Linked DNA regions of Mus musculus: all the other regions are linked to region 1. Evidence: chromatin loops called from intact Hi-C (ENCODE). Cell type or tissue: heart. All regions are shown on one strand.

Region 1 (8,000 bases):
CTTTGATATTTGACCAGTTTTCCAGAAAATTAACTATATGTAGGCCTGAAATTTAGTACGAATTTAGAAGACATTACTTCCATACCACTTAAAAATATCCTGTATAATAGCTGTTTTAACTAGCTAGCTAATAATAACCAATTTTGACACTTTGCAGTCTTTCAAAATTTTTATTCCCTTTTAACTGAGTTGAGGATATTGGCTAATTAGCATTTACTTACATTTTTTTTCTCATAAGGGTTTTTAAAAAATCATGTCTGCTGTTCTCTAGGTTTTTTTATTTTTTAATTCTTTGAGTATATTTTCATTATTGTGGGCATGACCTTGTTTCTTATGTAGTTTTAGTATGTTTTCATTACTAACGTATTTAGTTGGAACCTGCTATTATTAATATTCCACCTCATTCTTAATCCATAGAAAATTGTTGAACTTTGTATAAGGTCCCCAATGAAGGAGCCAGAGAAATACCCAGAGAGCTGAAGGGGACTGAAGCCCCATAGGAGGAAAATCAATCTGAACTAACCAGTACCCCCAGAGCTCCTTGGAACTATGTGGGGCAATGGGCTATGCACAGACATCCTGGTCTTCAGAGTTGAGGTTGTGACCCCCGGTGGAACCTGGTGGTGATAATTCACCTACATGGGACAGAAGGCATTCCCTCATGTCTCCTGGACTCCTGGCTGGTGTAGAAATTACAGCCCCCACATCCTCCACAGGAGAAGCTGTGGCTAGTAGTCATGTACATAATGTCCCAAGCTTCTGGCCTTCAGGCTAGACTCCTCTCTGTTACCTAGCAACAGCAAGATAATACAAGCCCACTATAGGAGGGGCTGCTTGGCCCCTCCTCCCTTTCTTACTCTCTCTACTAGCTCTCTCTCTCTCTAACATCTTACTCTCTAGCCTTTCCTCTTTCTCTCTCTTTCCCCCTCCCCTCCTCTTGGCCATGGCCACTCTCTCTTTCTCTTTCTACCTTTTCTCTTTCCTTCTGCCTTTCTACAATAAAGCTCTAAAACCATAGACTGTCTCTGTTCATCAAGGCCCGCTGTGCTTGGATGATAGGATAGGCTTTCTCCTAATGAGCCATGCCTAATCTCCCGTCAGAAGGCCTTCCTGTGCTCCAGCCACAGACCAGACTTAAGACTCTTGCCTATGTGGGAACCTTTCTCTCTCTGCCCTCTCTCCCATATCTCTGGGGCTGAGAGTGTTGAAGTGGGGCCCCTGGTATTAGGGGTTGCCCCTTGTCCACCCCCTGTGGAGTGGGGTCCAGTGGCTTCACACAGCCAGATGGCCACCTGGGCTGGGGTTAGTAGAAAGCCTCTGGCAATCCTCCCGCATCCAGAGCACAGGAACTCTGGCAGGACATGTGCTCCCCTCCCTCCCCTCTTCCCCATCACCCCTCAGCCCCACAGAACTAAACCACCAATTAAAGAAAACACATGGTGGAACTTGTGACTCTAGCTATATATGTAGCAGAGGATGGCCCAGTCGGTCATCAATGGGAGGAGAGGCCCTTAGTCCTGTGAAGGTTCTATGCCCCAGTATAGGGGAATGCCAGGACCAGGAATGAAAGTGGGTGAGTTGTGAAGCAGGGGGAGGGGGGAAAGGGTAGGGGATTTTCAGAGGGAAAACTAGGAAAGGAGATAACATTTGAAATGTAAATAAAAAACATATCTAATAAAAAATATAACATAAAAAAAAGAAAAGTGTTAAACTTTGTATAAATAGGAACAAATATATTGCCCTACCTCAGGGGGGAATATGTGAAAGCTGTTAAAAACCAAGAGATGCTGTCTAACTGTATTATGGTTTACATTTCTTAGTAAATCTAAAGAGGATTTGATAGTACACTTTCAAGGGTTTACTTGAATGGGAATTCAACACAATGGCAAAAACAATAGGACACTCATTTCCATACCAAAACCAGGATGATGGAAATGTGCTTTCTAAATAGAATCACATTCAAATAATAGTATTTTAATTATTTCCATTTTAAGCTAAGGTAAATTTAAGGAATATTTCAAGCAAATAGAGAAGTAAGCAGGCAAACAAAATAGTATCTCTGACATCAGTTGCTAAAAGGCTATTTAAATATATTTTCTTAAAAAAACAAACTCAAAAAGTCATTCTTAAGTATTAGAAAACAGAATTGGGCTACCACTTGTTTGAGAAATGCAGCCTAGAAGGAAGGACAGGCTCAGAGTGGGATGGGGTGGACAGCAGGAATGAAGGGTGGGGTCTAGCCAGCTAATTCCAAAATCACTGCACTTGACTCGATGATGAAATACTGAGCCGAAAGCATACTCCACCCACACTTAGAAAGCAGGTTAGAACATACCTGAAGTTCAAGTCTTTAAAGGAGAATTGAGTTTCAATGATACCAGTGGTTTTCACCCGGGAATGTAGAACATCTTGCTCATTTGGCACGTACCCAGGGGCTGTGAGTCTGTCTAAGTCATTAAGGTAGCTAAGAAAAACAAAATCGAATGGAGTATATTTTATTTTTGACTTTACATCGGATACACTGCAATTCAGTGAAAATGTATTTTAAGACTTTAAAGTATGTTGGAAAACAAACTCTATTTCTTGTTTGTTATCATGCTACTGATCTGATGGGCAGGCCTTGGGAGCTCAGATGTCACAGTTGCAGAGTGCGGAATCCACAGAGCTCCTGGAGAACTCTTCTCTAAGAACTCCTCAAAGCCACTTTAGCCCTAGACTTATGAAATCTGTAGGACAGACTCACTATCATATAGATTGAGATACGGAATGGTCTTTCCCCATGCAGAACTGTATAGATGTATTTCTATGTATTATGCTGCCTTGGAATGTTTGCTGCAACAGTTATTACAAGCTCCTCAAAGATCCTGTTACGGAAATCACTCAGTTTCCATTCTAAGATAGCGATTGGTGTGTATAACAATTTGAATTGTTTGAGAGTTATTAATTGTTTGGGTGATTTTTACATGGATTACTTAGTTTAGAACATTATAGCCATCTATGTACTGTAGCCACACCACTGTCTATCAGTGCATGGTGAAGCCCTTAACACTTCCAGAATTCCTACTGTTACTGGAGTGAACTCTTTGCTTGTTTGTTCCTTCTGTTTATTTGGTTTTTGTTTTATTGATCACAGTATCTAAAGCTTGGCAATGGTTAAATGTAAGCTTGATCAGCTCTGTGCTCTGAGTCTGTTAGACTAAAGAATGAAAACTATTCTTAGTATCTTTATCCTTTCAAGCTCGATCTACAATTAAAACTGTATTTCCCTTCATTTGTAGTGTTGTGTATGACACTACGGATTAAATGGCTTAGCAATATGGCTACTTCTGTGACAAATTTAAATGCAAAAGTGAGCCATGCCTGCATACGGATTTTAAAGTTTGGTGTCTTTCCAAAGAACTTTGAGGGTATAGTCATAGCAAATGTTAGTTATTGCCTACAAAGTTAAATTTGCTCAGAGATTCTGTTACGAAGTTCAGATGTATTAGCATCTAACACAGCAGTTCTCAGTCTGTGGGTGGCAACCCAGTTGGGGGAGTCAAACAACCCTTTCATAGGGGTTGGATGTTAGATAGCCTGTATGTCAGATTTTTACATTATAATACATAAAACAGTAAAATTTCAGTTATGAAGTAGTAACAACATAATTTTATACTTGGGAGTCACCACATGTGGAACTGTATTACTGGATGACAGCACTAGGAAGGCTGAGAACCACTGATCTACCACAATGACTTTAAAACAAAGTTCTTTTACCCTTAAAAGTGGATTTAGCACCTAAAGTTTTCCTCAAGGAGAAAAGTAAAACTGTGTATAAGAGGTAACATAATGGTTGTATGCTAATAAAGTCTGGTTACCTTTAAATGGGTATTGACTTGAGATGTAATGTGTCAAAGAATGAATTGGCAGATTTTACATTTTAATTTTTTTTTTTACTATTACTTGAAGCATTGTACATTTTCTATTGATGAAATCTGATGTGTGAGAAGTGCATGATATGTCAGCCATTTTGTGTCCAAGTAAAAAAGTTTAAAAAAAAACATGATATACTTACAAAATAGAAATCAAATCCATTTAATGAAAGCTTGAGCAAAAATAGATTTTAAATAATTTTTCTTTGCATTTGTAAATCACTTTAGGCAAAGAAGAGACTTTAGCAAATTGGCAGATTTTCATCAAAAGTGCTGATTTTAATAAGTAAATTTGGTATTTGGATGCCCAAGCCTGTAGTTTCTAAACCTTTAGCTGTTATGACTCAAGTCACATACAATGCGTTGATTATTTACTTCTAATCCTGTAAAGATAGTGCTGTCCCTTGTAAACCACATTTGCTCTTAATGCTTGTGGAATTTAAACAGCACACTAGGTGGCCCTAATTAGTAAACCATGAAACTTAGGTAGCTGAGGCCTTTCCTCCGAGCTTTTCCTAGAGCTTGTGGCATCTTCAGCCAAACCCGGGAACTGGGAATTCTGCTCTACTCTTCTGGCAGCGTCCATCTGCAGAATGTCTAGATGTGCAAAAAAAAAAAAAAAAAATCTTCCTTTCACTAAAAAGTTGGAAAAAAATGTTTTATATAGTATAAACAAAATAAATAGGCAGTGCAGGATCACTCTGATATGGAAATTGAAGTATGTAATTTAATTCAAAAATTGAAAAAATAATATGTTCTTAACGTTTGGAAGAAAATAATGTAAATTTAGCAACATTTTAGCAGGCTTTTATTTAATATGCCTATAGTAACACTTTGAAGCTGCCAAAGTTAATATCTCAAGTATTCAGTTTATGTAGAAAATATTTCTAGTACATAGAGAGAAAATAAATTTTCATAAAATTATACTGCTGTGCAAATCAACTGAGTGTTCAAAAACTATTTACAGTATGGGCAGAACTCAGAAAATCAATGGAAATAGATGTTTGATATATTTAACAGTATGGTAATATTCTCAACTCAAACTATTAGTCAAAAATTCTAAGCATTTAAACAAATAAATCATCTAAAATATGAAATACAGTGTCATTTTATTGCCTCAGGTTAGTTATCTGAGTTATAATTAGTTAAATTTTTTACTATAAATATAAAGGACAAACAAGGAGGCAAGCATACTAACAATGTAATTGAAGGTATCTAGGCAATATTTATTCAAAATGAAATTTATTAATCTTGACTGGAACACACTTACATGTCTGTCTTTCGGTTCACCTTTCCCAGAGGTAACTAAGCAACATTTTGTATGTAATGTATAAGCTTGCATCTAATTTACTCAATGATTAGCACAGACAGGTAAGCAAGGTTTTACAGTACCACAGAAATCACTTTGATAATCACAGTGAGGTAGAGACTGGAACCTTGGAGAAAATGTTCCCAAGTTTATGTAGTCATAGAGTGACACCCTGCTCTCATCAAGTGGAATCCATACTTTTGTCTAAAGGAAATGGTCCCAGTGGAAATTAACAATAAATGAACACTCATCACCATCACAGAAATGTGCTCACTACACATGGACTTCTTTTTATGTTTTTTTTTTCCAGACTCTCTCCATCCATCACTGTCGTTTTTTCCTAAGAAACAGACTTATGGGTCAAAGGTACTCAGTGATTACAAATCTGCATTGTCATTGTCATGCATGACCCATCTTTCTGTTTAAAGAGAGCTTTGCTTCCCAGCCACATTACTTTTTGTTGCTTGTTTAATTAAACCTCAGGGCTTGCATGGTTTGTCACGGGATTCATTCAAGGACAATGTTGTATGTTTTCTATGTTTGTAGGCATGGGAAGAAATAGAAAACGAGTAATTGCACAAACTTTTTGTAGCCAAACAAAATCACATGTTCTTGTTGATTCATACAGAAAATAATTCAAGAAGCACTCGAAACAAGGAAGTTTGAAGTCGTGGCAACAATTCTATTGTAAACAGTGCAATGCTCTCCTAAGTTCCTTATTAACATTAAATACTTACTTGCCAATATTTGCTATGCTGACTCTAACGAGATTTCACAATATGCTAAAATCTGAAGCCAATCGACTTTTCTTCCAGAGTTTTGTGTCTTGCTCAATAACCTAGTGGTCTATCACATATATCACTAGTAAACTTATTCTAGGGGTTATTTCAGTAACACTGAAATATATGATTCAGATGCATACAGTTCCAAATATCAACACGCATGCCATCTGTCTGTGTTCATGCTAAGTAAGCATTGAACATCATGGTAATTTTTTTTTTTAACTAAGAGAAGATATGTGTAGTATATATTTCTTCTCAGGTATGTTGTTTCATGTCTTTTCTGCTGGCTCTCAGGTTTTTTTTTTTATAATAAAATGCTAAACCATTTCCCATTATTTGTGCTTACATGCACAATGTGCCAAGTTACAACCTATGTGTCATCTGCAATTCTTGTCCAAGAAAATGACTTACTAAGCTGCAGAGTCATTGAGCTGGTATTCAGATGCCCTTTCAAAGCAGGCTTGGATTCCTGGATCCCCCCACAGTCGTTTAATGATTTCAGCCAGCTGTGGAGTCATATCACCATCTTCTAGTGTATTTGCCATTGAGTGAAGTTGTTCTTGGTCCTCCTGGAATAATATTTTGGTGGGAAGAACAAAAGTATGCTATTTAGGCACAGGCACTGTTTTAAATAGAGCACGCTAAAAGGTTTTTGTTCCTTTCATTTTGTCAATCATTTCACTGAAGAGTTTTTCAAAATCTATGAAGAATAATTAAACTAAAATTCATTATAGTAGTTGACTGATATCTAGAAATGCTGACCTTTGGAAAATTGCAAAATACTATATGAAGAATTTGAATGCTTTGGTATATTTCATTGATTTCTGAATATGTTGTCACAAAGAATAACAGTGCTAGTCTGTTATGGCCTGGTTTAAAATGCTGGTGTGAAAGAAAAATTAGATTGTAATAAAATGTTACTTGGCATGAGGTATTTCTTTTAATTACTTGGGCAAGTGATTACACACACGTATAGACACACAGAGGTACTGACGCTGTACGTTAAATGGTGTGAACTGAGTGCCTTTGCATTAATGTGCCATAGGACAGACATAAGAATTGGCTAAGAATCAAAAAACAGAGTAAGTATTATGTCAGTACATAGTAAGATGTGGAAAGTGATGAGGATGGATCGAAGCTTAGAAAACAAATAAATTCAATATAAACAATCTATGGCTGGCCACAATTTATACTAGTAACCAAAACACTTTTGACAAGTAATTAAGATTAAGAATTTGAGTCATAGAGTAGTTAAATAGATCATGGTAATTGGTTAGGAAAACAGAGAAGTCTGGGCTCAGATCCCCAGTGTCAATATCCAAAGCTCAGGCTCTGCCTGCATAATACCATGCTAGTGAATATCATTATAACAAGTTACAATGTGGGACACATAATTTCTGTCTCATCCTCCTTACAATAACCAGCAAATGCTACAGTGTGTGCATTTACACCTGTACAGCGAAGTACTCTCAGAGCTCCCCTTGACAAGGCAACCAATCCAACAGGCAGCAGAAGAGGAGGCAAGGGCAAGCAGAGTCTGTAGAGTGTGCCACTGCTAAGAGTGAATAGATCCAGGAGGAACTCGTGCTTGCTGATATCAGTCAGTCATTTTCAGCCAACTATAGTTTTATTCTGCTGTTTTATTAAAAGTATGTTCTTTGCCTAAGATATTAATAGCATATCTTTATTATTAAGGAATGTTAAATCTAAAAGAAAACGTTTCCATCTTTCTTTCTGATGAGTTTTTATTATTACAAGCAGGTAATAGATCAGATGACCAATTGATTGTTAAATAGACCAAACTACACGTCTTATTTTCTTATTTTCTTGCATTTGTCCTTGGTTTTTTTGCATCGTGGGAGACCTATTTCAAAATTCTTCCTTCGTATTAGACAGAGAACTACAAATCTAGTGAAATATGATCTGTTCCCTTAATTTTTCATTAATGTTGAGATAATACAATTGAATAATTTCTCCTTTCCCCAAAACTGCCCATAA
Region 2 (8,000 bases), 120 kb after region 1:
TTTTCTAGACTCCTTTTGCTATGTGTACCTTTCTCAAGATAAAATCAATGGAAACACTGAAATCAATATTTCTTACTGTTTATCCAAAGATATTCTTAAGAATTTATTGGCTTTTTCTCGTGTCTGGTTGTGATTTTTCTTGCTTTTATTTTGTGAGCGACTACAATTTGTACAGTCAATCGTCTTTCTGGCCCGACCACATTCTCCTTAACATTTTTCTGGGTGTAGTTGCTGTGGCTGACTAATAAAAGAGATCCAACTATCACCTATTTCTTATTTCCTTTCTTGGTTTCCTTCTAACTCTATTGAAAGATAACACAAAGTTTACTCCTTCTGTCTTCTATGCTTTTGTGTGTAGCATCCTTGCCCTGCAGCCTATGACAGTATAGTGTAAAACATTGTTTTATCAACCAACACCAGGAAACAGAAGGATAAGCAAAGGAAAATAAACTCTTTGCACTGGAGGGTAAACATAAAAGAGTTGACCATAATCATCTCATTATTTTCCCTAAGCCATTAATATTCCTTTTGAGTGTCCAGGATGCATTTTATCTTCTCAAATCTCCCATCCACAGCTTCCGTACATAGTAACGGGGAGCATTTCTGAAGCAGAAGTTCTGTAGAGTAAACAAAAGCAATTGAATCAATATGAATGGTCTTTCATTAAAAGAGAATGCTGAGTGGTTATTTTCCATGGCACAGAAACAAATCTCGGTCTGTTTTATAAGACTTAGGGACAGAAGTCTAGTTTCAACTATTCCCTAGTGCTTACATGTTGTTTTCCTTCAAATGCATCAAACATTAGTAGTGGGAATGAGTCTGCACATAGTTTTAAATCAATGTCTACCGACTTTTGCAAAGGACTCAGACTAATAGACATTTTAAGTGCTTTTATATACTCACTGTAATTCTCTTTCCAGGTTTCACATTATCTAAGCCTAGCCCCTCACACCAACCCTTCTCCTAAAAGATCTTATCTAAGATCATTGTTTGGTCTACATCTTGTATCTCTAACCACTTCCTTGTCTACTCAGGTATCTCTATGTCTAGTGGCTTTAGTTTCAGATGCTGGCATGCTGCATGCTGACTCAAAACTGTCTAAATCCTTTCAATATACATGCTTGCCATTCTGAAATTTCATGGTGACTGTGCTTCCATTAAAATAAATGAGAAATAACCTCTGAATCTGTGTGCCTTGTTGTACATAAATGTGTCTTAGACATCAGTAAAGCCAATAATTTATACTCTGCATATAAATTATACTCTATAAATTCTTACATTGTAAATAAATAGGTAGAATATGCTTATTTGACCTCATTGGATAACCACAATGGAATATGATAACAATTATGCAACTGATTATTATTTAATGAAAATAATTATAAATAATTGGTTAAAGTATTCTCTTATTACTATTTTATGTAGGTGTAAGCCGAGATCTTCCAAAGTCCCCAGGTCTGTGAATTTGGGCATGTTAGTAAAACTCTTTGTGACTTTGCTCCTGTACTGTAAAATTGGGTGATAAATGTACCTATTTCATAGGGTAATTCTAGAAAATTAGTGAGTTAATATATATATATATATATATACATTATAGATAATATTGTTTTATATATATATATATTTATATATATATATATATATATATATATATATATATATAATGATTATACCAGTGACTTTCATGTATTAATTAATTTAACAGCCTAAGTACAATTTTTACACTAAATTAAAAGTACTAAATATTAATACTATTTTAAATGATTAAGCAGAAAGATCAAAAGATTGAGTCAGGATTCTTCATCTAGAAAACATGTACTAACTCAAAAAACTCAAACAGTACTAACCAAATGTTTTCTTCAGTGCCAGTGGTACCTCCTTTAATTTTGATACTTAGTCCTCAAACCTGGGATAGTTCCCCCAACTAGCTAAATGTGTGCATGGTCCAGCTACCAATTTCATTGTCATGGTGATCCATGACTTGTCCATGTTTCTGAAACCTTTCCCAATATCTCCTTTCTACACCCACGTGCTAAGTCAGCTCTACATTTCCTTCCTAGTTTCTTTAGCAGCTTACTCTGGTCTTACCACCAACTGGTTCTGTTCAATGGCTGTTCTGTTCTTTGACTTAAATATAATAGAATGAAAATTTACTGAAGGAAATTTGCAGCACTAGATGCTATTACATGGCCCAAGATATTTTTAAAGCCCATTTTCTTAGTGATTCATACATTATACTAAAACCTTACCAAAACCACGCCACTCCACCCTATACTTGGGCTTGCCTTCTGCAGTCCTCAAGTATGTCATGGCTCCTTCCACTACCTGTGCCACAGCACCTCCTTCTGCTCTCTCTGGCATTCACTCTCAACACCTGGGAGTGTCTGTCACATTCTAACTCAATCAATGGTTTAGGACTATGTCCTTCAGATGACTTGTGATCTACTTGGGGAGGATCCCAGGCTTGTGCTTATTTGTATCCAAAATAAAGTCCAGAATCATGTGAATGAGGTCTCTAATTTCTGTAACCACAGTACTGGGACGGCTGAGACAGGCAGATCATCATGAAGTTTGAGTGTAAACAACAGAGGAAATTGTATCTTTAAAAAATAATAGTTGAGGGACTGGAGAGATGAGTCACTGGTTGCCCTTCCAGAGGACCAGGGCTTAATTGCCAGCATCTACATGGCTGCTCACAACTGTCTTGTTACTCCAATTTCAGGGGATCCAGTGCCCTATTCTGGCCTGCCTGGGCACCACACACATACTGTGCAGCATATTTACAGGCAAAACACTCATACACATTAAACGAAAAATAAACAATATTATTTTAGAAAAAGAAAATAAAAAGTAAATTCCAAGCAACGTGAGGACTGTAAAGTTCAAATATATTCTGCCAATTTATACCAGAAACAACTTAAAAGGCAGGATAAAAGCCTCAGAACCAGAAAATGCAAATAAGATCAAACAGGTTTGACACACTCTTTGTCTGTGTGCTTGGTGTTAATCTGACAGTGAGGAGAGACATATCAGAATATGGTTTGGGTTGCAGGCATGACTGGCCAGCAGGTGCTTGCTATGTAGGCAAAGGGTTGAGGGCAAGATAAGATTAGGGAAGGACATGCATCATACAGGGAGTGCCGTGCTCAGAGTCTGAGTTAATTTTAAATCTTTCCAGGCTACTAGGGATTGGAAAACAAATATAGGGCACAAGGCAGTGAAAAAATGCAGCTTGCTCTGACAGTGGAGTAAACCAGGCTAGGCTTAGAATATTATTTCTCAAAAACCGGTAGTAGACACTGGAGTACTGAACTTGGCACTCTTGATGCCTGCTTTAAAATAATTGTCATAATTATAATGTAACAATTATTATCACTGTTGCTTTAAAAAAAACCCAGAAATTTGTGCCTTGTTTACTGAGACACAGATTATTTAAGATTTTAACTTCCTCTCTATATTGTGTCTGTCTATTTCTTCTTTAAATGCTATTCAAAAATCATGAGTTTGCTTGTTACTAGATAGAAGAATGTTTTGTTCTCAAACCATATTATACTCTTCTGATGGACATTTCTATAATAACAACATCATAACATTGTGGCCAGGGTTTTTCCTTTGAGTGATATCTTGCTCATATAGATGAACAGTTCCTGGCCTTCTTTTGAAATAGAACTATGAAAAAGCTCTAAGGTGCTGCATGACTCCTGAGTAGGTAGCCTCTATCCCAGTGACCTCCTGGTGATTTCCCGATGACTTCTTAACACTACTCTTCCTCTTAGCCCAGAGTTTCTCCTTCTTAGAAGGTACATTTAGATTTCTTGAAAATTCTCAAAGGTTATGCTTCCAAACATACAGAGCATTGGGAGTTCCTCATACTTAGGTTCCTATTAACACTGTCTCTGCTGACTGCCAGAAAACATCTGTGGTTGAAGATGTTAATTATTACAAGGAGGTAACATATAGTATGTCAAAGTGACAGTGACTCAGTAAGCACTTGTGTTGAGCAATTTTTCCATCACTGAAAAAAAGAAATAGCTGAGTATAACAAGTTAAAGGGGAAATGATGTCATTAGATGCTGTAGAAGTTCCATTATTTCTGGACTTGCAGTGAATCAGAGCATTATAGCAGAGCAGCATGGGGTGGTACCCAAAGGGGCGGGAAAGGGGAAGAATTTGTAAGCATGGGACTAGGAAGAGAGGAGAAATGGGGTTCTCAATCAGGATGTAAAGTGAATTTTAACAAAGTTAATTTGCTAGAGCAAATGTGGAGAGAAAGAGCATAGGAAAAGGGGCAAAGGAAACCAGTTCCCTGCTTTTTACTAATTCTGCCTTCTAAATTTTCTATACCTTTATAATATCCCTTTGAATTATGAATGCATGAATGGACTAATCCATTCATGAATTTATGGCCTTCATGTCTTAAACAGCTCTCAGTTGTCCCAGTTGGAACACTGATTCATAAGACAATGTTTTCAGCATATGGAATTTTTGGTTCCATTAACATCCAAACAATAACAGAAACTCTAAAATTTTTAAAAAATTGGATGGAATTTAATTACAGTTGGTAAATTAGGGAAGGAATATAAAGTTGGGGAGCTGAAGTTGATGGTGAGATAAGACAATTTTAATCTCTCTAGGCAGAGGAGAGACTAGAATGATGCTAAAGATGTAATTGACAAGGAAGCAGTTGTCACAGTGTGTGGAAAAAGTCGTGGTTTCTGTGGCTTAGATGTTCATAATTTCCCTGTGTTCACATATGATTATAGAGTGGTTTTCTTTAGTATTTATTCATTATGATCTCAGAGAGGTATTATCTAAAGAAGAACATGAAAGCCTAGTTATGAATGCCAAACAGTGTCTATTGGTAGGACTAGGTCAGCTCTCACGAGTTGGCTGTTTTCCACAACACCCTGCAAACTTACATTATAAAGGCTGTATAAAAAACACCATTTCTACACAAGTTTGGAATAAGATTCTAAGAAAGTTCCTCTTGTAATTTCCTCTCTAGCTCATAAGATAGAGAAAACACACTGGATATTTCAATAGAAAATGTCGTTGTTTTGCTACGAGTGTGATTGTTAAGAGGCATGAAAGATGATCAACCTTTTGTATTCTATCAAAAGCTATTTTGATTAAACTTCACAGTTTGCCTTTTTTTTTTTGATGATGACATCTAAACAAATAAAATGTTCATTCTTTCTATTCAAGGACTATCCTCTCCCAGGGTGGATGTTCATTGTTGCTGCTTTCAAGTCAGACATATGACTATTTCATAAAACCTAAAATAACCATTTATTGAATACAATACTGTGTTGTGATCTTAAAATATTACATTTTTATTATAACTTCAAAAAATTAAAATGTGATTGCATCCTTTCCTCTTTCCCTTTCCTCTTTCCCTTTCCTCTTTCCTGTGCCCCTCATTTCCTCTTTCTCTAAGTTCTCCTTCCGCCTTTAATGCTCTCTCAAATTCATGCTTTCTTTTTGGTTATCTTTATTGTCTCACACACATTTCCATAATTATATAAATAAACCTTATAACTCCTCCTAGAGTCTCATATGTGTGCGTGTGCTCATGCGTGCACATGTTTTGGGCATGCCATGTATAGAATAAATACTTTGAAATATTAAAGCTGCTCAGGCCATAGGTTTATTTATATCCAATACAACCCATAATTGCCCTTTTAATGCTTTACTCTGATTGTTACAATATTAAACTAACGAATCATGTGTTGACCATTGAGTTGATATTTTGTTAGTAGCAATATAAAATGTGCATTACAAATAAACATAAAGTTGTATTAGTGATTTGGGGACATATTACTCTTCGAGTCCTTTTCTTCAGCATCAGATTTACATATGGTTATTATTATTTGTATACATCTACTGATTAACATTGTTGTCTGCAATGTTATTACAATGAAAAATGCAAACTTTCCTGGTGGTCAAAGGCTATTCTGTATGCCTAGTTTTGCAATAGAGAGTCACTTGAACTGGAAAAAAAATACAAATTTTCTTTATGCAATTAACTCTATGGTTGAGTTTTTAAATACCTTAAATATATTAACATAACTATGTAAATTTCTTTGCTTATGTCTACTCTTCATTTCGCCAGTGTCTTAACAGCTTTTTCCTTCAATCATTATAGAAGTTTTCAACTGTAAATTTGGCCTGGTCATTTCCTGGAGAATCTCCTTGTCTTGCACTTTGTTTGGCTGCTTTCATTCTCCTATATCTCTCCCTCTTTCATCCTATATACTTAAATAATCATGATACATTTTTGTATTGTATACCCTTTCTCTAATAAGATGGTCTAAACACTTGCTATGAAGCCAGAAGTCTATGTAATATCATTCACTGCTTCCCCTTTGAGAGGTTGTAGAGGTTTGAATCTGTTTCCAGATCCCAGATGATGTAAAAAAGAATGGTGGATATCCCTTGCTTATTGGTCTCTGGCCTTGGGAAGGCACTTTGTCTCTTGACTTTTTCTCCCAACTCTTACCTCTTCTATCTTCCACTCAAGACCCCCCACTTGACCTTATATTTATATTAAGTTATATTTGAGACACTAAACTACTATTCTACAACACACTGAAGTTAAGCTTTTTGTAGCTAAATATATCACTGTTATACAAACTGAGAAAATGGAAGAATTAGGGTTCTATTCATGTCATAACACTAACTGAAGCCTTAAAGTCACCTTTTATTATCTCCGCTGCCATTCAGAACTGCTCCGCCAACAAGCAGAGCTGCTGGTGTACAGTAAGTACTAAGATCGCTGTTTTGACCTTTAGTGGTTTATCATCTGCCTTTACTGAGACTGTTGCTTGATTTCTTATCTGGTTTCCACTGCCTCTTTTTTCTCTACCCTGCCTGTTATGTCTCAAAGTATCCTCAGAAGCAGTTAGGAAAAGCATGTGTCTCATGTATGATAATGGTGTTTGAAGTTTGCTTTTTGCTTTTTCAGCTCTTTCTGTTGTCACATTGAACGTCAAGCACATTCCCAGGTAATCCACACTCCGTCTAGACTAGGCACGACGTACTTTTCTAGAACTGCCTACACATGTCAGTTCAGGACCTTTATGTGGTTTTGGTGTTATTGTATTAATACTTCTGGGTGAATAATCTTCCCTATTTTCTCCTTTTCATATCCCCTTCAGTTACAAATTCGTATCCTGTTTAACATTCTTTACTTAGAATTACTTAATAGTGTCATTCTGCTCTCAGCATAAAGGTCAAACTCCTTAGAATATTGCACAAGGCACACAAAGTTCTGGTCAGCACCCAATATGCTAGCTTCTTGTCAGTTTTCCAAATGTGTCACTCCCTTCCTGCTTCTGAAATGACACATTCCGCCCCTAATATCTTTTCTTCCTTTTGTGGTACTAGAAAATGTGTGCTCACGAATTGAAACAAGTTCATTATTTTAGCCTACCTCCCCTCATCAAACCCAGTATCTTTTAAAACTATTTTCTTTTCTTTGAATTCTGGTGCTTGTTCCTTCAGAGATTTCTTCCTTCTTAATGTGAAATTGAACATTTTCATTCCTTTTTTTATAACTCTCTTTCTAAAAGCTTTACAAAATTGCTTTATAAAAATTCATGATGTTTCCCCAATGGCTATTTTCAAAGGTAAAACTTGCATATATGTGGTATTGGGCTGTATTTGAACTTAAATGGTATTTCTGCAGCACAATTGTTTCATGACCACAAATAAATTCTCTAACTTCAGCATCTCCTTTGAAAATGAGCATGGAAGTATCCTGTGCTTGAGGTTGTGGAAACCAAACAAGATGTGGGAAATTTGAAACTTTTATCATGAGAGAAGAAAATCTTTGTGTAAATTAAGACATTAAGATACAAACATTTTCATCTGTATCTGTTGTCTTCATTGATAACTCTGCCTCTAATATATACCATATAAACTAGAACTCCTCTACATCAAGACAAATCACAGAAATTTTAATCTTGCGTCACATTTCTATACCCATGTTGATTTAAAAA
Region 3 (8,000 bases), 110 kb after region 1:
ATGTTCAAATAATGATCTATACAGATAGTACCAGGATAGCCAAGGTCACTAGGAAAGACCCTGTCTTAAATAAATAAATAAATAAATAAATAAATAGGTAGATAGATAGATAGATAATTGTTTAATATCATAAATGACTGTAGATTAAGCAAAAATGAATAAATAGTCAACTCAGCCAGGCGGTGGTGGCGCACGTCTTTAGTCCCAGCACTTGGGAGGCAGAGGCAGGTGGATTTCTGGGTTCGAGGCCAGCCTGGTCTACAGAGTGAGTTCCAGGACAGCCAGGGTTACACAGAGAAACCCCATCTTGAAAAAAACAAACAAATAAATAAATGAATAATAAATAAATAAATACTCAACTCTTCACTCTTCCAATGATGATAAATATGTATGCTAACTTTTGTAAATACGCATGTAAATCTGAAAGAAAACTGAGAGCATATTTTTAATATTATGTAAAATGTGCCCAAGAAACTTTTGTTGGGTTATGAAGTTCAAGAAGGTATCAGAGAGGGGATGGTCTCACTGACTTTGTTTCTTTTGAATTCTTCTTCAATATAATGCATCCTGGCCACAGTTTCCCCTCCCTCCACTCTTCCTATTTTGCACTTTTTCTCCCAGATCCACACCTTTACTGTTTCTCTTCAGAAAAGAGTATCCTCCTCTCCCCAGGGATCGCAACCAAACATGGCATAGTAAGATGTAAATAGACTAGGCACAAACCCTCATATCAGCTGGCTGGAAGAGGCCACTCAGCAGAAGGCAAAGGATCCCAAGAGTAGACAAAAGGTTCAGAGACCCCCCTCCTACATTTAGGAGTCTCACAAAAACACCAAATACAACCATAACAGATACACAGAAGACATGGCAAGTTTGGTACTAAATACATTAATGCTTGTGTTCTACTTAAGAAAACTACAGGGTGGCAGTTATATTTAACATATCACTACATATGATATGGTATATATAATAGACATTCCATATAATGCATATTGTAGAAATGTATTATGACAAGTGTCTTGTAGCGTAAATTGAAATTTCCTCAAGATATGTGGACATTAGCAAGTGGCTTATTACAGAACTGTAATAAGTTCTGTACAGTTTATAGTACAGTTTATCATGGGAGTACCCATTAAAGTCAGGAATAAGTTGTAAACAGATAAGAGTAGATATGGTATTATTTTTCAATCATGATTGAATTTAGACCAACATTTAGCTAGAAAATTAAAAATTCTAGATAACAGAAATATATGAAAAGTGAGAGATGCTATGAGGATTACTGTGATCATGGTGGATGATGTCTTGATGTGTTCTTGGACTCAGTTTGTGAGTATTATACTGAATGTTTTTGCATCAATATTCATAAGGGAAATTTGTCTGAAATTCTCTTTCTTTGTTGAGTATTTGCATGGTTTAGGTACCAGCGTGCCTGTGGCCTCAGAATGAGTTTGGCAGTGTATTTTCTGTTTCTATTTTGTAGAATAGTTTGAGGAGTATTGGATTTAGCTCTTCTTTGAATGTTTGGTAAAATTCTGCATTAAACCCCCTGTCTCTGGGCTTTGCTTGTTTATTTTTTGTTGTCCTTGTAAGGAGACCTTTAATGGCACTTCTATTTCCTTAGGGGTTATAGGGCTATTCGGATAGTTTATCTGATCTTTACTTTTACCAAGATCCATTTATCTCTGGCTCTGGGCTTTGTTGTTGTTGTTGTTAGGAGACTTTTAATTTTTTAATGATTACTTCTATTTCCTTAGGTGTTATAAGGCTGTTCAGATGGTTTATATGATCTTCACTTCGCTTTGGTAATTGGTATCTGTCTAGATAATCATCCATTTCATTTAGATTTTCCAATTTTGAGGAGTATAGGTTTATGAAGCAAGATCAAATGATTCTTTGAATTTCCTCAGTGTCCATTGTTATGTCTCCCTTCTCATTTCTGATTTTGTTACTTTAGGTACCTTCTCTCTGACTGTCTTTTAGTTCATTCGGCTAAGGGTTTGTCTATTTTATTAATTTCCCCAAAGAATTAGCTCTTGTTTTTGTTAAATCTTTGTATCATTCTCTGTTTCTAATTGTATGATCTCACCCCAGAGTTTGATTATTTCTTGTCTACTCCTCCTGAGTGTGTTTGCTGCTGCCCCTTCTCCTCCTTCTTCATCATCATCATCTTCTTTTTCTTCTTCTAGAGCCTTCAGATTTAGTTTTGATTCATTAGTATGAGAACTCTCTAACTTCCTTATGAGAACATTAAGTGCTATGAACTTTCCTCTCTATGCTGCTTTCATTGTGTACCATAAGTTTGCAAATGTTGTGAACTCACTTTCATCCAATTTTAGAAAGTCTTAAATTTCTTTATTTATTTCCTTACCCAGTGATCATTGAGTAGTAAGTTGCTCAGTTTCCATGAGTATGTAGGTTTTCTGTTGTTTCTGTTGATTTTGAAGTCTAGTTTTAATTCATGGTTATGTGATAAGACACATAGGGCTATATCAATATCCTTGCATCTGTTGAGGTTTACTTTGTGACCTCAAATACAGTCTATTTTAGAGAAGGTTTTGTAAGGTGTTGAAAGGAAGGTAAACTCTTTTGTGTTTGGGTGAAATGTTCTATAAATATTTGTTCGGTCCATTTGAATCATAACCTCTGTTAGTTTTGTAATTTCTCTTCTTAGTTTCTGTCTCAATGACCTGTCAATTGGTGAGGGGGGCATATTGAGGTTTCCCACTATTAATGTGTGGGGTTTGCTGTACGATTTAAGCTTTGGCAATGTTTCTTTTACAAATGCAGTCTTCCTTGCATTCAGGGAGTAGATGTGTAATCAGAGGAGCAGTCAACATGGGTAAGCAGGTATCCCTATATCGTAGGACATGGAACCTTTAATAATATGCCCAGGACTGGAAGAATTGCACAGTAGTAAATTCATTTTTAGGTCTTGGGGGCCCTCATATAATATTCTGATTTCTGTAGTATCTATGCTAGTTTGTACTCTCACCCACAGCAGTAGATATGTACCATTTCTCTACATTCTCACTTAATTTGATATCATTTATGCTCTTGAGAGCAGGTTAATTCCCACAGTCATCTCAACAGAATGATTGATGGTTCCAACTGGTCTATGGGGCATTTACTCCAAATATGCCACAATGAATATGGAGTCAATAAAATCACTCACTAAACATTTTTGTTTGTTTTCTTTTAAGATATTCTTGGGATTGTAGACCAGTTTGCTTGAAACTCACTGCCTGCCTCCCAAGGATAAGATAGGTTTATTTTTGTCTTAATTTTAAAAATGGTACGTATTTATATTATCAAAGAGATTAAATAGCATACAATACGGCTGGAGAGATGGCTCAGGGGTTAAGAGCACTGACTGTTCTTCCAGAGGTCCTGAGTTCAATTCCCAGCAATGTCATGGTGGCTCATATCCATCTGTAATGGGATCTGATGCCCTCTTTTGGTGTGTCTGAAGAGAGTAACAGTGTACTCACATATATAAAATATATAAATCTTTAAAAAATACAATATACCAGAGTATAAAAATTTTCAATGACCATTTTTACAGTTAAAATAGACTTTGTGGATCAAGAAATAAATTTTGGATCATTCTAGAAACACAAACAGAAGCTGAGAGAGGAAAGAGAGAATATTAAAGAAGAAAAAATATAGGAAGAAAAATGAAAGAGTAAGACTAGAAACTAATAGATACCTATATTTAGAATATTCATAGAGCAAAATAGCCCCAACAGGGGATCAAGAAAATACAGGAAAAAAAAAAAAACAACAAAGAAACAAAACAGGAATCTGAACTTTACAAGAAGCAGAATAACAATATATTGAAACATATTCTCGTAGCTAAATATGTCAGTGCTAGAGAATTACCGTGGACTTCACATCGGTGCTTCTTCACCTGCGTGTATTTCTCTAGAAGAAAAGTGGATCGTGCTGTGTATTGTTGCTCACCAAGCAAATATATCAGAAGTGTGTTTGAAGATGATTATTATTATTGCTGATAAGTTACCTGAACACCTCAAAACAGTTTTATAAACAGAAAGTGCCTACAATATAAAAGCAATCACTGTAACAAATGCAGGCTCCGTGTTTGATTTAAAAACCAGTGGGGACATCTGCTTGGCTGCTACCATAATTGGCTAGCAGCCTGTTGTTTTGTTCTGCTGGAAGAGGGACCTTGTGTCCTGTGTATATTCTCTCCCCTTGGTCCAGAGGGACTTGAGTTTCCATTAGATTACAAGCTCTATACACATACCCAGACGTGTATAAAGCTCTTGCAACATTTCTTTAAATCAGTTTTGGTTGGTTTTCAAGTACTGGATTATTTTACTTATTGGTGTACAAGAGTTAAAGGTGCCCTTTAGTTTGCTATACCTTGTGAAATCTTTCTGTGAGAACAAAAACTAAACAGTAACTCACACCCTCACAACTTCCCATTTTTCCTTGAGGGCATTTTTTCTTTCTCAATGGGTAATGTTTCCACAATCCACAACCTGTGTTAAAAAATTCATGCTTATAGGCAACACACATTCTCTCCTATATCTCAACTTATCTCTAGATTACTTATAATACTTTCACTAATATAAATAAAATATAAACTTCTGAATTACTTAGAGATAATGACAAGAAAATGTCTGTCGATTTCCAGTATAGATTCAGTTTTTGTTCAAATAACAAGTTATGTGGTGTTGGTTGAGTCTGAATTGGAACTTCAGAGAGCATCCAGGACTGCTGCTCTTCATGTTTCACTGTTCACTGGCATCTCCTCGGACACAATTCCTCAATAACTTGTTCTCTCACTTATTCTCATTTTCATCCATAAAATGGTGTTTCAACACTTGGTCTGTGCCAGCCACTGTAGCTTCATGTTTTCTGGTGATTGCCCAAGGAACACGACTTCTACAACTCCATAGAAGACTTCTTAAATGAACCTCATAATTTCCCTCATACCAACACATAATTGGATGTCTATTTTGCATTCAAAATACATTTTCAAAAATCCTTATGTGTTCCCTTTTGCTTTTAGATCCACTTTGGCCAAGTCTCCCTTCTATCCAGCCTCAGTTTTTTTTTTTTTTTTCTTTCTGGCATCCATTTCTACCTTTCTGTATCCACTAGCATTGCTCACACAGACTTTATCAATGCAATTGAGATTTTATTATGCCTTCCTTAGAGTCCTTCAAAGCATTAAAATACTTCAAAGGATTTTTCTTGTTCCTAGAGTAGGGATAATCCATACATATTCCTATGCCATCTATTCTTACTCTTTGCTCTTCTTTCTCATCCTGCGTCTTTGTGCTTTTAGTTGTTTTAACCTATCATGCTCCTTTCCCTCCATGGTTCACTGCAGTTGCTTGCCCTTGTCTTTAAATACTTTCCTAATTGTTTGCCCACTAAAACCTATTTACTTTTATACCTCAGTTCATTTCCTTTATGTGTACACAAATGCAAAACATCCATATATAGATGTGCATTCACCAAATAATAAAATAGATGCACAATCTTTGGTACCCAACTTATCACCTAAAAGAAGATGTTCATATGTACATGATGTTAATGTAGCCTCCTGCTGTATCAAAGAATAAATGGCCACCTGATGAAAAACAAAACAAAACAGTGTTTCTCTTGGCTCTGATGTGTTATGTTAATTGTTGATGAGGTTTTTGTAATCAGTGCAGATGAGGATGGAGGTAGGGATTAAATGGCTTATAAAGCTACTGAAAATTTTAAGCTTTGGGAAAATACTAGAGATCTTAGTAGAAGTTAATCTTAATAGTATGGATTCCTTCAATCTCCATTCTTAATACTGAGCAAATAGGAAGCAATTTCTTCTAAATCTAATAGTTTACAAATATAATACCACAATTTTTAAATATAAGCAGAAATATTACATGTTAATCATAGCCAGTGTGATTCTTACCATCTATGTGTTTTGTAGAATGACTAAATCCACTAGTTAACATGAATCCTTCCGGGCATTCTACCACGTGTAGTGGAGTGAAACTATTTAGGTTCTTTTTTAAGTTTTTCAAGAAAAAAAAATTAAAGTCAGTTCTATGGCACACATTTCTTCTTAATCACAGCACTTGTAGGACTGAGACAGGAGAGTTCCTATGAGTGTGAGGCAAACCTTGTTTACATAAGTTATGAGGCCTTGAGAGCTCTAATGTACTATTACAAAGTTAGGACTCTTCTCCTCCAAAGCCAAAAGAATTAAGGAGAAAGAGACCCAACAAAGCCTTTGCCGCAAGCTGAGGGTTAGGAAAAGGATATAACATGCATGGCAGATGTGAGACCAAGTTAAGCAGAGAAGTCTAATAGGAAACATTTGCCACAATTCTCCTTTAAGTAATGTCTCTTAGGAAGGATGGTTTTGAGTGGTATGCAAAGTTGTCTTATTAACCTACAGAAAATTCCAACAGGATTTTGCTGGCATATTTAGTTGTAAATATTGCCACCAAATATCTTTTTGATCCTATGTTGTTCATGCTTAGCAAGCTGATAATTATCCAAGGGTGTTTCTCAAAAATGTTTTTCTGAAACACAAGTTAGCAAGGTTAAGGTTTTCATATCTCAGTGACAATTACACATTGTTTTCAAGTGGGTCAAGGAGTTTATGCCATTTTTTCCCCTAGAAGGCTACAATCTGTTCCTTCCGTGTTATGTTACTGAGCCAAGGATTCGAAACAGTTCACCATGAACTCTAAAACAATGGACAAGGGAATACAAAGGAGGATATTTGTAATTTACATTTTTGGCCTGTCTGAAATGATTTTGAAAGTGACCATGTTATATCACTTTATGTTCCCCAAACATATGCAGCCTGACATATTGATTAATGAGTAAGGGAACTTCATTAATAATTAATGCTGGTGAAGTGGAAGAGGAAGACATATAAGAGAAAAAGATCCCTCCAGAATAGGGAAGAGAGCATAAACGCTACCACAATGTCAACATCAGAGTGGCATTGTCAAGGTCCAGGTGGATTTCCTTGCTTCTTTGGAGTAAGATTTTTCAGACAGGAATGAGTAGTACACGATAATGTTCTATGAGAATCTTATTTCAACAGCTGAAGGTTAAGCCAGTCATTGAACAACAAAGACCCCCGGAAGGGCTTATATTGACTTGTTCAAAGTTTTAGGTTTATAAACACTACAAAAACAATCAACAGGTTAAGTTTAGGTTACACTCATATTCCATGGTGAAGTGTTGTTTTCAAAACTAATACATTAAACAACAAAAACATCTCTGGTGATGACCTGAGCACATGGGGTCAGTGGTCTTGTCCAGTGATATTACAGAGAGCCTCAGCACTTGGAAGTTCAACCCTGGCTATGGGTATTTTGCTCTCAGCCATCACATTCTACTCCCCAGAAACTTATGTACAGAAACCAATGAGCAAATAATACTCGCCTGTAATTTTTGAATAGAACATTCAAAACTTCTATTTTTATTTACAGAGAATAATCCCTGCTTAGAGCTCAGAATGCTCCGAATGCCCATAGTGTTCTGTAACTACTGGTAGGTTCTGGACAGTATTTTCAACTGTTTTCTTCAAATAAAAATAAAAGTAATTTTTCATCTAAATGATGGGCATAAAATGTTTTCTATAATAATGAATTATCTTGAATTATATTTTGGAATATATGGTTCAAACTTCACATTAAAAGTTCTTCCTGGTATTGAGAAAAGAAGTCAGCAGCTGAAATTATTGTCACTTGCTTACCCTTTCAGTCTGTCACGTATTAGACCTCAGATTGCCTCTGGGGTGCTTTTACCAGAAATGCTTAAAAAGTCTTAAAAAAATGTTGTCAGGAGAAACTTGACACACAACTACCAGAGATGTCAGAGACCCCTCTACAAGTGGAGATTACTGTCTTGCCTTTTTGTGTTTTTTCTGGCTCAATGCTTCTCAAACTTACCTGGTATCTGAGCAGTTCTTTAGGGGGTGCGGGGTGGGGGGGGAAGATTTCTATGCTTTCTCTAAATTT

Evidence for each region. Peaks named below come from ENCODE experiments on the same cell type or tissue, not always from the same donor. Only the 100,000 strongest peaks of a DNase experiment are listed, where the experiment ranks them.
Region 2: a loop joins it to region 1, with 2.6 times the contacts of the local background. A loop is called at or near these places in 4 of 42 quality-filtered maps.
Region 3: it touches region 1 in a loop (2.2-fold over the local background); 4 of 42 quality-filtered maps call a loop at or near these places.

Annotation. Positions count from the first base shown.
Region 1 is chr5:17,998,225-18,006,224 of GRCm38, reverse strand. It overlaps Gnat3 (guanine nucleotide binding protein, alpha transducing 3), which reads right to left. Exons shown (of 8, transcript NM_001081143.1): 4 at 6,414-6,571; 5 at 2,336-2,464. Among named protein-coding and RNA genes, the nearest start is that of Gnat3, 40 kb to the right of the region's middle. In heart, a CTCF peak has its summit at 4,355; no DNase peak of the experiment used is centred here.
Region 2 is chr5:17,876,105-17,884,104 of GRCm38, reverse strand. It overlaps a transcript of Cd36 not described here. Among named protein-coding and RNA genes, the nearest start is that of Cd36, 44 kb to the right of the region's middle. In heart, a CTCF peak has its summit at 3,064; DNase peaks (open chromatin) are centred at 2,414, 3,084 and 7,284; H3K27ac peaks cover 1,072 bases.
Region 3 is chr5:17,890,140-17,898,139 of GRCm38, reverse strand. No RefSeq gene overlaps it. Among named protein-coding and RNA genes, the nearest start is that of Gm31612, 38 kb to the left of the region's middle. In heart, no CTCF peak of the experiment used is centred here; a DNase peak (open chromatin) is centred at 4,149.